Regions from separate parts of the Homo sapiens genome. Here region 1 is linked to region 2. Evidence: read pairs that join two places in POLR2A ChIA-PET (ENCODE). Cell type or tissue: PC-3. All regions are shown on one strand. Links, peaks and the distances in the headings refer to the core of each region. The heading gives the core; the rest is flanking DNA.

The links. ChIA-PET counts read pairs that join two places held together with the same protein. Peaks named below come from ENCODE experiments on the same cell type or tissue, not always from the same donor. Only the 100,000 strongest peaks of a DNase experiment are listed, where the experiment ranks them.
Region 1: POLR2A ChIA-PET joins it to region 2 with 5 read pairs; 1 of 35 experiments calls an interaction of 5 or more read pairs at or near these places.

Annotation. Positions count from the first base shown.
Region 1 is chr17:63,778,552-63,783,929 of GRCh38, reverse strand. The region is part of intron 1 of DDX42 (DEAD-box helicase 42); the gene reads right to left. Among named protein-coding and RNA genes, the nearest start is that of DDX42, 7.1 kb to the right of the region's middle. In PC-3, for the core only: no CTCF peak of the experiment used is centred there; a DNase peak (open chromatin) is centred at 3,179; H3K4me3 peaks cover 955 bases; H3K27ac peaks cover 1,811 bases.
Region 2 is chr17:64,073,807-64,079,184 of GRCh38, reverse strand. It overlaps ERN1 (endoplasmic reticulum to nucleus signaling 1), which reads left to right. Exons shown (of 22, transcript NM_001433.5): 5 at 3,938-4,010. Among named protein-coding and RNA genes, the nearest start is that of ERN1, 54 kb to the left of the region's middle. RefSeq lists silencers at 3,942-4,236, 4,720-4,779 and an enhancer at 4,420-4,499. In PC-3, for the core only: no CTCF peak of the experiment used is centred there; a DNase peak (open chromatin) is centred at 4,264; H3K4me3 peaks cover 390 bases; H3K27ac peaks cover 1,964 bases.

The DNA.
Region 1 (5,378 bases), core at 91-5,090, 300 kb after region 2:
ACCAGGCTCAGCTAATTTTTTGTATTTTTAGTAGAGATGGGGTTTCGTTATGTTAGGCAGGCTGGTCTTGTACTCCCGACCTCAATCAATCCAACCACCTTGGCCTCCCGAAGTGCTGGGATTACAGGTGTGAGCCACGGCACCCAGGCTGCTTAGTATTAAACTTGAATTACACTACATCAATCTCTACTTAGACCCTTAACTCCAGATAGAAACTGTCTTTACTCATTTTGGACTTCCTTCTCTAACAGTGAGAATGACTAAGGTATGTATTTAGTAAGTACTAATTTACCTGAACTTCATCTCCTGCTGTCTTTCGGAATCCCATAAGGGGATTCCTTCAATCAAGGAATCAACGTAATTCCAGTGTGATGAAATTTAGTAAGAATCTTTACAAGCAAGAAAATTTCAGCATCTGACGTTTTTAAACTAATCTATAAGCTATCTTTACAAGAGGTGTTCCCAAGCAACAAAAAGGATGGGCTCAATTTTAATCTCATTTTTCCTAGTGTATACAATGTATAACAAGGAGCTAATAAGCCATAAGGATGAGAAGGCAAAGAAAGGATAGTGGAAAGACATTTACGTTCAGGTGGATTTTAAGAATCACACAATCTCCTAGCAGGAAAACTTTCAATGGTTTACTGAAAGCTTGCTGAGAAGGTCAGGTGGTATATGATGTGCTAGGCATTCATACATGAAAGATACAGTCCCTGTTCTCAAGGAGTAGACAGTGCAGTCTGAGGCAGCTGAAAACAACATGATGCGTTCTAACAGACGTACTATACAGAGTGCATTCACTGGTGGTCCATGAGTGGGAGCAAAGGCATAGAAGTGTTCTGAGAGATGACATGTTAAATTTTGAAACCTCAAGAGGCATTAGATCAAAGAGGCATTAAAGAAGGGCATTTCAGATGGAAGGATCTGTTAAGTGTTACCACAGAGAACAAGAAATAGTTCAGTGCAGCTAGAGTTCAGTAGCACATTTGGGAAATTTGCAGGACACATGTTCAGAAAGACAGGTAGGGCCAAGATGAACAGCTTAGAAGGCTATGCTAACGACGTACCATACAAAACTGTATTCTGCCAGCTACAAAGAATCGTTAATTTTACACAGAAGGGAAATTTTCAGATCAGTGTTTTTGAAAGACAGAATGAGAGATACTCATGGTAGAGGCAAGGAAAGTAGAAGGCTGTTGCAGCAACGCAGGTATAAAGCGACAAAATTCTGAACTAAGAAAGCACCTGTGGGAAAGGAGAAACGGGGGATGGATCTGAGTTATTTATTTAGATATCTGAGGAAAGATCAATTAGGATTGTGTGACCAGTAATTGGTGTGGAAGCTAAGGAAGAAGAGTCTAGAATAACTTCAGAAGTTTCTGGCTTTAAAGACTGGGTGAACTGTGGAGCCACTAATGGAGATGGAAACCTAAAAGAGCCAGGTTTGCAAAATTAGGCAAAAGGTGAGTTCAGTATCTATGAGAGAGCTGAGTAGAGATGCCAAGCAGGGGCAGTAACTGCAGAGAGGGGTCCGGAGTGAGCTATAGATTTGATGTAAGCCATTTGCATTTGAGGTTACTGATGTAAATAAGCTAGCAGAGAGACCATGCAGAGTGAGAAAAGAAGTAAGACAATTCTTTCTTTTCTCCCCAAGACGGAGTCTTGCTCTGTCGCCCAGAGCTGGAGGGCAATGGCATGATCTTGGCTCACTGCAACCTCCGCCTCCTGAGTTCAAGCAATTCTCCTGCCTCAGCCTCCCGAGTAGCTGGGATTACAAGCACGCACCACCGTGCCCAGCTAATTTTTGTATTTTTAGTAGAGACAGGTTTCACCATGTTGGCCAGGCTGGTCTCAAACTCCTGACCTCGTGATCCACTGCGCCCAGCTGGTAAGACAATTCTTTTTTTATTTTTATTTTTTGAGACGGAGTCTCACTCTGTCGCCCAGGCTGGAGTGCAGTGGCACAATCTCGGCTCACTGCAAGCTCTGCCTCCCGGGTTCACACCATTCTCCTGCCTCAGCCTCCCCAGTAGCTGGGACTACAGGCACCTGCCACCAGGCCCGGCTAATTTTTTGTATTTTTAGTAGAGACGGGGTTTCACCATGTTAGCCAGGATGGTCTCGATCTCCTGGCCTCGTGATCCACCTGCCTCGGCCTCCCAAAGTGCTAGGATTACAGGCGTGAGCCACCACATCCGGCCCAGTAAGACAATTCTTAACATATATCACTATTTAGGAATGGGCAGAAAAAGAGAAGCTTACATGGAAACTTCAGATGGAACAGGGATTGGGGAAGGGAAAGAAAGAAGAGGGGGAAAGAAGGAAGGGGAGACAAGGAGGAACACGGGTGAGGAGAAAGAAGCTCTATAGGCAGAAAACTAAAGAGAAGTTAGGTAAGTTAAGAACTAAAATGTGCCAGGCACGGTGGCTCACGCCTGTAATCCCAGCACTTTGGGAGGCCAAGGCAGGCGGATCACAAGGTCAGGAGATCAAGACCATCCTGGCTAACACGGTGAAACCCCATCTCTACTAAAAATACAAAAAATTAGCCGGACGTGGTGGCGGGCACCTGTAGTTCCGGCTACTCAGGAGGCTGAGGCAGGAGAAAGGCATGAACCTGGGAGGTAGAGCTTGCGGTGAGCCAAGATCCGGCTACTACACTCCAGCCTGGGCGAGAGTGCGAGACTCTGTCTCAAAAAAACAAAACAAAAAGAACTAAAATTCTTCTGTTGTATAGGCAACCAGGAGTCATCAGTGAAAGCAGTTTCAATGGAGCAGTAGGGACAGGGTTGAGGAGTACCTGGCAAGTAAGTAGTAGAAGATGAAGACTAGGTCAAGAGGAGTCAAGAGTACTTTGTAGGCTGTTTATCAATGATAGGAAGGAGAAAGTGAAGCATTACCTACAGAAATTTTATTTTTTAAAGAAACATAGGCATGTTTATATGCTAAAGGGGAAAAACCAGTAAAGTCTGAAAAACTGAAGATGCAAAATGACAGAAAAAAGTCATAGGATTTCCAGAGAAGACCAGACACAATCAAAACTTTTAACAACAGGAGTAACTCACTCTTCCCCCAAAGCTAGAGGGAAGGAGTGAAAAGAACAAACATGACTATGAATCAGCCCTATTAAATAATCAAAAGGTTCATATTACAAAAGCAGCAAATCAACTCCTGCCACAAACAGGCAGGCAGTGAGACCTTGGGCAGGTGAGGGTTGCTTACTGGCTCTCAAGACTTAGCAAGTTGGAAAAGCGATCCTTTCCCTAGCTCATCTAGAACACACAGCTCATTGTCCCTCAATTACTGACTCTAGGAAGGCCAAGGAACTGTGCTTTCTATATACCCTGAGTAGAATGTTAGCTCTATGAGGGCATAGACTTGACTCAATTTGTCCAGCACTATATCCTTGGTGTCTGCATAGTACTCAAAAAATTTTGCTGTATGAATAAATGTAATGTATTCAGGCTCTCCAAAATTCATCCCAGTATTTATGAAAACTCTATTTTATTACTACAAACCTTGTTATCTAGCTAACCACCCTTCCTGATTAAATCTAAGCCAGATCATCCTCAATGGATCATTACTTAAGTCTCTTGACAACAGTTTTTCCTACTTTTTTTTTTTTTTGTTTTTTTGAGACAGTTTCGCTCTTGTTGCCCAGGCTGGAGTGCAATGGCGCAATCTCAGCTCACCACAACCTCCGCCTCCCAGGTTGAAGTGATTCTCCTGCCTCAGCCTCCCAAGTAGCTGGAATTACAGGCATGTGCCACCACGCCTGGCTAATTTTGTATTTTTAGGAGAGATGGGGTTTCTCCATGTTGGTCAGGCTGGTCTCAAACTCCCGACCGCCGGTGATCTGCCTGCCTTGGCCTCCCAAAGTGCTGGGATTACAGGCGTGAGCCACCGTGCCCGGCAGTTTTTCCTACTATTAAACCATGTAGTGTATATGGTTACTGAACCTTGACAATCACAGAGATTTGTGGGAGTATAGCTGACAGAAGAAGCAAAAGATAGCCACCCAAATTTCTATTTGGTTACTAAAAAAATAAAAGAGGCAGATGCAGTGGCTTACGCCTATATTCCCAGTACTCTGGGAAGCAGGAGGATGGCTTGAGGCCAGGAGTTTGAGACCAGCCTGGGCAACACAGCGAGACCCCATCTCTACAAAGAAAACAAAAAGAAAAAAAAAAGAGATACCTAGAATAGTCAAACTCAGAGACACAGAGTAGAAGAGTGGTTGCCAGGGGCTGCGAGGAGGGGAGAATAGGGTGTTATTGTTTAATGGGTACAGAATTTCAGTTTTACAAGATGAAAAGTGTCCTGTGGCTAGATTGTGGTGATAGTACCAAAAGAAGAAAACAAAATGAGGTGGGCACAGTGGCTCACAACTGCAGTCCCAGCACTTTGGGAAGCCAAGGCAGGAGGATGGCTCGAGCTCAGGAGTTAGAGGTCAGCCTGGACAACAATGAAAGACCTGATTTCTACAAAAAATACAAAAATTACCCAGGTGTGGTGGTGTGCACCTGTAGCCCCAGCTACTCGGGAGGTTGAGGTGGGAGGATGGCCTGAACCCAGGAGTCGGAGGTTGCAGTGGGCCGAGATCATGCCAATGCACTCCAGCCTGGGTGACAGAGTGAGACTGCGTCTCAAAAAAACAAAACCAAAACAAACAAAAAAAACACACTTGGGGAAATTCAACTGCATTTTTGTATTTTTTCTCTTAAAAAAGATTTCTTCATTTCCTGCTGGGGTGCCAAAAAATAAAAATTTAAAAAAGAACCCTTTTGAAATACCTAATTTGAAAAGAATTAGCTGAATAGAGCCATAAACAAAGTTTAATGAGTATTTGTTTAAAAAAGAACAACCCTAAGTGGTTCTTAGTAATAACATCCATTGTTTTATACTGACCAATAACCACTGATGATTTTGTTATGTGCCCAGTACTATGAGGGACATCCCTCACGTATACCCGCCTTTCCATCTCCACCTCCACTATTGCAATTATTTCCTAAAAAAAAATTTCTGATTATTGGGAGGCCGAGGTGGACGGATCACAAGGTCAGGAGATCAAGACCATCCTGGCCAACATGGTGAAACCCCATCTCTACTAAAAATACAAAAATTAGCCAGGCGTGATGGCGCGCACCCATAGTTCCAGCTACTTAGGAGGCTGAGGCAGGAGAATCTCTTGAACCCAGGACACGGAGGCTGCAGTGAGCCGAGATCGTGCCACTGCACTCCAGCCTGGATAACAGAGCGAGATGCTGTCTTAAAAAAAAAAAAAACTTTATTATCAAGCTCTCACAGCACTACTAGAGTGATCACTAAGTCAAAATATACTGAGTGCCTATTTTGTGCCAGTAACTGCTCTAAGGTGC
Region 2 (5,378 bases), core at 178-5,177:
TAGGACCTAGAACATAGGGCCCAATCCCAGAAGGTCCCGATTTAATTGATCTAAGTCATCAGGACTTTTTAAAAGCTCCCCAGATAAGAGAATTTAGAAACAGGCCCACACATATGGTCATCTGATATGTGACAAAGGTGACACTGCAGTGTCCTGTCTTGTCTTTTCTCTTTTCTTTTGAGACAGGGTCTCACTTTGTCACCCAGGTTGGAATGCAGTGGCACAATCTTGGCTCACTACAACCTCCGTCTCACAGGCTCAAGCCAGCCTCCCACCTCAGCCTCCTGAGTAGCTGGGACCACAGGTGTACATCTCCACGCCCAGCTAATTTTTTGTATTTTTGGTAGAAATGGGGTTTCATCATATTGCCTAGGCTGGTCTCCAACTTCTGGGCTCAAGCGATCCACCCACCTCAGCCTCCCAAAGTGCTGGGATTACAGACGTGAGCCACCACCACCCAGCTTACAGTGTTTTTGCAATAAGTGGTGTAGGTCAATTGGGATATCCATATAGGAATAAAAGTATTGACTCCTACCCCCCTACAACACATATAAAATCAGTTCCAGATAGATCACACATCTAAATGTGAAATGCAAAATAATAAAGCTTTAAGAAAAAAAGTAATGGAACCATCTTCATGATCTTAGAGTAAGTAGAGATTTATTAAGTAGGATATTAAAGAACACTATAAATTTAGGAAAAAATCAATATATTGATTATATTAAAATTAAGAACTTTTCCTCATTAAGAGGCCACAAAGTATTTGTAGTATACACATCCAACAAAAGTTCATATTCAGAATATATGAAGAAATCCTATGGTACGTTAAAAAAAGACAGCCCAATGGAAGAATAACAGAAGAGAATATCCAAATGGTCATAAACATATGAAAAGATGTTCCATTTTATTAGTCATTTGGAAATGCAAATTAAAGCCACAGTGCCATACTGCTACTCACCAGAATGGCCAAAACAAGGAAAGTAGAAAAAGAAAACATGTTGGTGATGTGGAGCAACCAGGACTCTCACCTACTGCTGGCGGAAGTGCAGGGTGGCACAAGTGATTTGGAAAACTGTTGGCAGTAAGTGCTAAAGTCCTTAGGACCCAGTAATGCCCTCCTAGGTTACAGACCCAACAGAAATGCACATTTGTGGCTGGGTGCGGTGGCTCATGCCTGTAATCCCAGCACTTTGGGAGGCCAAGGTGGGCGGATCACGAGGTCAGGAGATCGAGACCATGGTGAAACCCCGTCTCTACTAAAAATACAAAAAATTAGCCAGGTGCGGTGGCGGGCGCCTATAGTCCCAGCTACTTGGGAGGCTGAGGCAGGAAAATGGCGTGAACCCGGGAGGTGGAGCTTGCAGTGAGCTGAGATCACGCCACTACACTCCAGCCTGGGCAACAGAGCGAGACTCCATCTCAAAAAAAAAAAAAAGAAGAAATGCACTTTTGTTCACCAATGGACATGTGCCCAAATGTACAGCAGCACCATTTATAATAAGCAGAGGGTGGCCAAATAACATCCACAGTGGAGTGGAAAAATAAACTCTGGAAGCGGCATGCACGGTGATGAGGACCAACAGTCTATGACGACACACGCCGCGGATGACTCACAAGCGTGATGTTGAGCAAAACATGACAGACAAAAAAGGCCACACGCTGCCATTCACTTATGTAAAGCCAAAAACAGGAAAAACGAGTCTCTGCTGTTTTGAAGTTAGGATAATAGTTACCCCTGGAGAGTTATGGCTAGAAAGGGGGGCAAGAGAGGAGGGGGGCTTCTGTTTCTTCACCTGGATGCCGGTTACGTGGGTATGTTCACTTTGTGAAACTTGACTGAGCTGTGTGATGATGAGTGCTTTTCTGTTTGCGTATTATGCATCAGTAGGAAGTTTTTAAAGCTTCCAAGTAATTCTCATGGGCAACCAAGGATGAGAACCACTGATCTAGGCTGTAAGTGGATTGTGGACTTTAACTTGGGTGTTTTAAAATTATTTTGTGAATGCCTGTGACCAAAACAGAGGGGAGGAGGGCAAGTTTGTATAGAGCTGTGTGTATTTCACCTTCAACACTGCTCTCCGTTGGTTTCTCTCCACAGCTCTGTAGTCCCCATTTCTTAAGCAATTTGTTTGCCAGAAACTGGGGTGAGTGAGTTGTATAAGTTATCTCATTGGAATCTCTCAGCAGCCCTGTGGGTGATATCCCCGTTTTAGAGGTGTGGAAACAGCCTGGAGAAGTGAAGGAATATGTCCAGGGCTGAGTCTTCTAGTGTTGGAGTTGGTTCTTAAAGAGGATGCCCAGCCGGGCCTGTAATCCCAGCACTTTGGGAGGCCGAGGCGGGCGGATCACAAGGTCAGGAGATCGAGACCATCCTGGCTAACACGGTGAAACCCCGTCTCTACTAAAAAATACAAAAAATTAGCCAGGCGCAGTGGCGGGCGCCTGTAGTCCCAGCTACTTGGGAGGCTGAGGCAGGAGAATGGCATCAACCCGGGAGGCGGAGCTTGCAGTGAGCCGAGATCACGCCACTGCACTTCAGCCTGGGTGAGAGTGAGACTCCGTCTCAAAAAAAAAAAAAAAGAGGATGCCCTTCATCACTCCCTTGTGCTCCTTTCTGGGTTGTGGTTTAGCAGCTCCAGAAACAATGTTTCCCAAGCTTGGGCCTTGAATCAGGGCACCAGTGGCAGTGCTCAGCAGAGACCACAGGACTCCAGAAGACTAGAAGATCTGCAGTGCCTTTCTGATTCTCAGAAACACATGGCAAAACCCAGTCATTGCAGCCTCTCTGAAGCATTTTTCCTCCTCTGAGGCTTGGTTTGAATGTTGGGATGATGGGAAAATCCAAGTTATTTAGTATGCAAAGCTCTGCTTATTAAAGCTAGAGAGAAATCTTTTCTTTCTTGGAGAAAAAGGTGACCATGCAGTAGAGGCATTTCTATAAAAGCAGGTATCTATAGAACAATTTCAAAAACACAGAATGTTCTAAAAATAAAGTATACTGAAACAAGCATTAACCAAAAGAGCTCGTCAGATGTCAGCTGTAGACTCAGAAGAATCAGTTTTATGATGAAATGCAGTTGAAACATTTGGATTCCTTTGAGTTTCTTTTCCTGGCACCTATCTTAACTTCCTCTTTAAAACCAAAAGTCTCAATTTTTCTTGTTTTTCAATAGTGAATTATTTACTGAAGAAAACATCAAAACTCTTTTCCACCTCAAACTCTTGTGTTGCCCCTGTAATGGCGACTTCTCCTTTCCCTCGAAGCTTGAGCTTGGCACCAAGGTTGCATCCCTTCAGCATCAATGTCCTGGCTCCCTCCCATGGGGCTCTACAAAGCACTGTCATTTTACTCAGTCTAGCCAGCTCTGGCTCTGTATTCCAAGCCAGGACAATTCTTTCTTAGCATTTCAAAGAATATATAACTCTCCATATTTGTGTAAATCTTTTCAGAAAAGGTTTGTGTCACCCCTGGGAAGCACCCTGGACAGGAGACCTTGAGGGGCCTCTGCACATGGTGTCAAGTAAAGGAGTGGATGTTTACAGAGCTCAGGGACCTGGGAGCTTGTCAAAATAGATGTGGAAAATTAGCTGGGTGTAGTGGCAACATGCCTGTAATCCCAGCTACTTGGGAGGCTGAGGTGAGAGAATCACTTGAACCCAGGAGGCAGAGGTTGCAGTGAGCCAAGATGGTGCCACTGCACTCCAGCCTGGGCGACAGAATGAGACCCTGTCTCAAAAAAATGAAAATAAAAACACAGTAGATGTGGAAGCATAGGGTGCCCCCTTCTCCTTTGTATTCAGTTAGGAAAACTCTCATCTGCAAAGTGCTTCTCTCTTTTTAGCAGAATTAGGTAATAGAAACAAACTGCCTGGTAAAATTGTAATAATTGCACAAGACTTGGTTAACTTTTTTTTTTCTTTTTTTTTTTTTTTAAAGAAACTTCCTTTTACCATCCCAGAATTGGTGCAGGCATCCCCATGCCGAAGTTCAGATGGAATCCTCTACATGGGTAAGAGTTCCTGTCTCCAGAAACTTGTGTCTCTTTGATGTAAGTCCCGGAATCTGGGAAAGTGGCATGCGGAGAGAGAGGGCGCAGTCACCGCCTTGCCAACCCTTTCTTTCCTGGGTTGTGCTTCAGGTGCTGTTCTCCCCAGGATCAGCTGACCAATTAAGAAAGGGCTCCCCCAACTTGGGAGAAGAATTGACATCATTAATATGGTTACTCATTTAACAAGCTTTTAGTTGCTGTGTTGACTTAGTCCTGAGATTCCAAGATTGCAACATACCCAGTGGCAAATGGATGAAATTTAAAGTGAGTACAATCATCTAAGCCAAGGAAGGAAAGCCAGGCTCTGCCTGTTAATTATAGCGCTTTCTTAGTATTTCCTGCTATCAGAATGTTTGATAGAACAGCACTTAATAGCTTGCCTAGATAAACTGCCTTCATACCTATGGGGTCACAGCTTTCAAAGCATCAGATCACCTGCTTTTCTTTTACTATGTTGCTGCCAAAATGTCAATAAAAAAGCATTTGCAACACAAAGGAGAGCTGTATTTATCTTGAAATCATAGTAGCAATAATAGCCCGTATTTATACAGCAGCTTTCTTTTTGAGGAACTGAAAGTGCTTATTGCCTATTCATGCCTCGAGGAGCTTTATGTGTATTTCTGGGTCTCAAGTGCAGGCCAGACTTTTAAGGTTTTGCTCAGGACACTGAGACTCTTGCTTCCTTCCACACCTTCAGAATGAGGAACTCCCAGCCTAGGAATTTGGAGGAAACGATCGGCACAGATTTTTCTCTCTGTGGGCCGTGACCTGGGAACATCTGATAATCTTCTGACCATCCATGTCACTGTGTCCTATCTGGTCTTCCAGCTTTTGCCAGCAATTCATCACTTATAGTCTGCTTAGGATATTGTCTTCTTATCATCTTTGTGCTGTGGCCTCTTAGGCGAGTTCATTAAACATATTTAAGAGCATGGTAGTTGCCCAATCTACCCATTAAAGTAATAACTGAGTTATGTAAACTCTAGTGGTTCTTGAAGTAACCAGCTATGTCATGCTAGATGGAAAAGGTTCGTGGTCCTAGCTCTGTTCTCCTCTACCTTCAGATCATATTCATATTATGATTTTGTCAGTGAGAACAGAGTTGCGATCCATGGGTAAGTTGCACACATGTGGAGCAGGCATGTATGCAACATCTGTTAGAACTTTAGAGGTATAGCATTAGCAAATTACAGGCCAGGTGCAGTGGCTCACAACTGTAATCCCAGTACCTTGGGAGGGTGAGGCAGGAGGTTTGCTTGAGGCCAGGAGTTTGAAACTAGCCTGGTCAACATAGTGAGACCCCGTCTCTACAGAAGAAACATTTTTAAA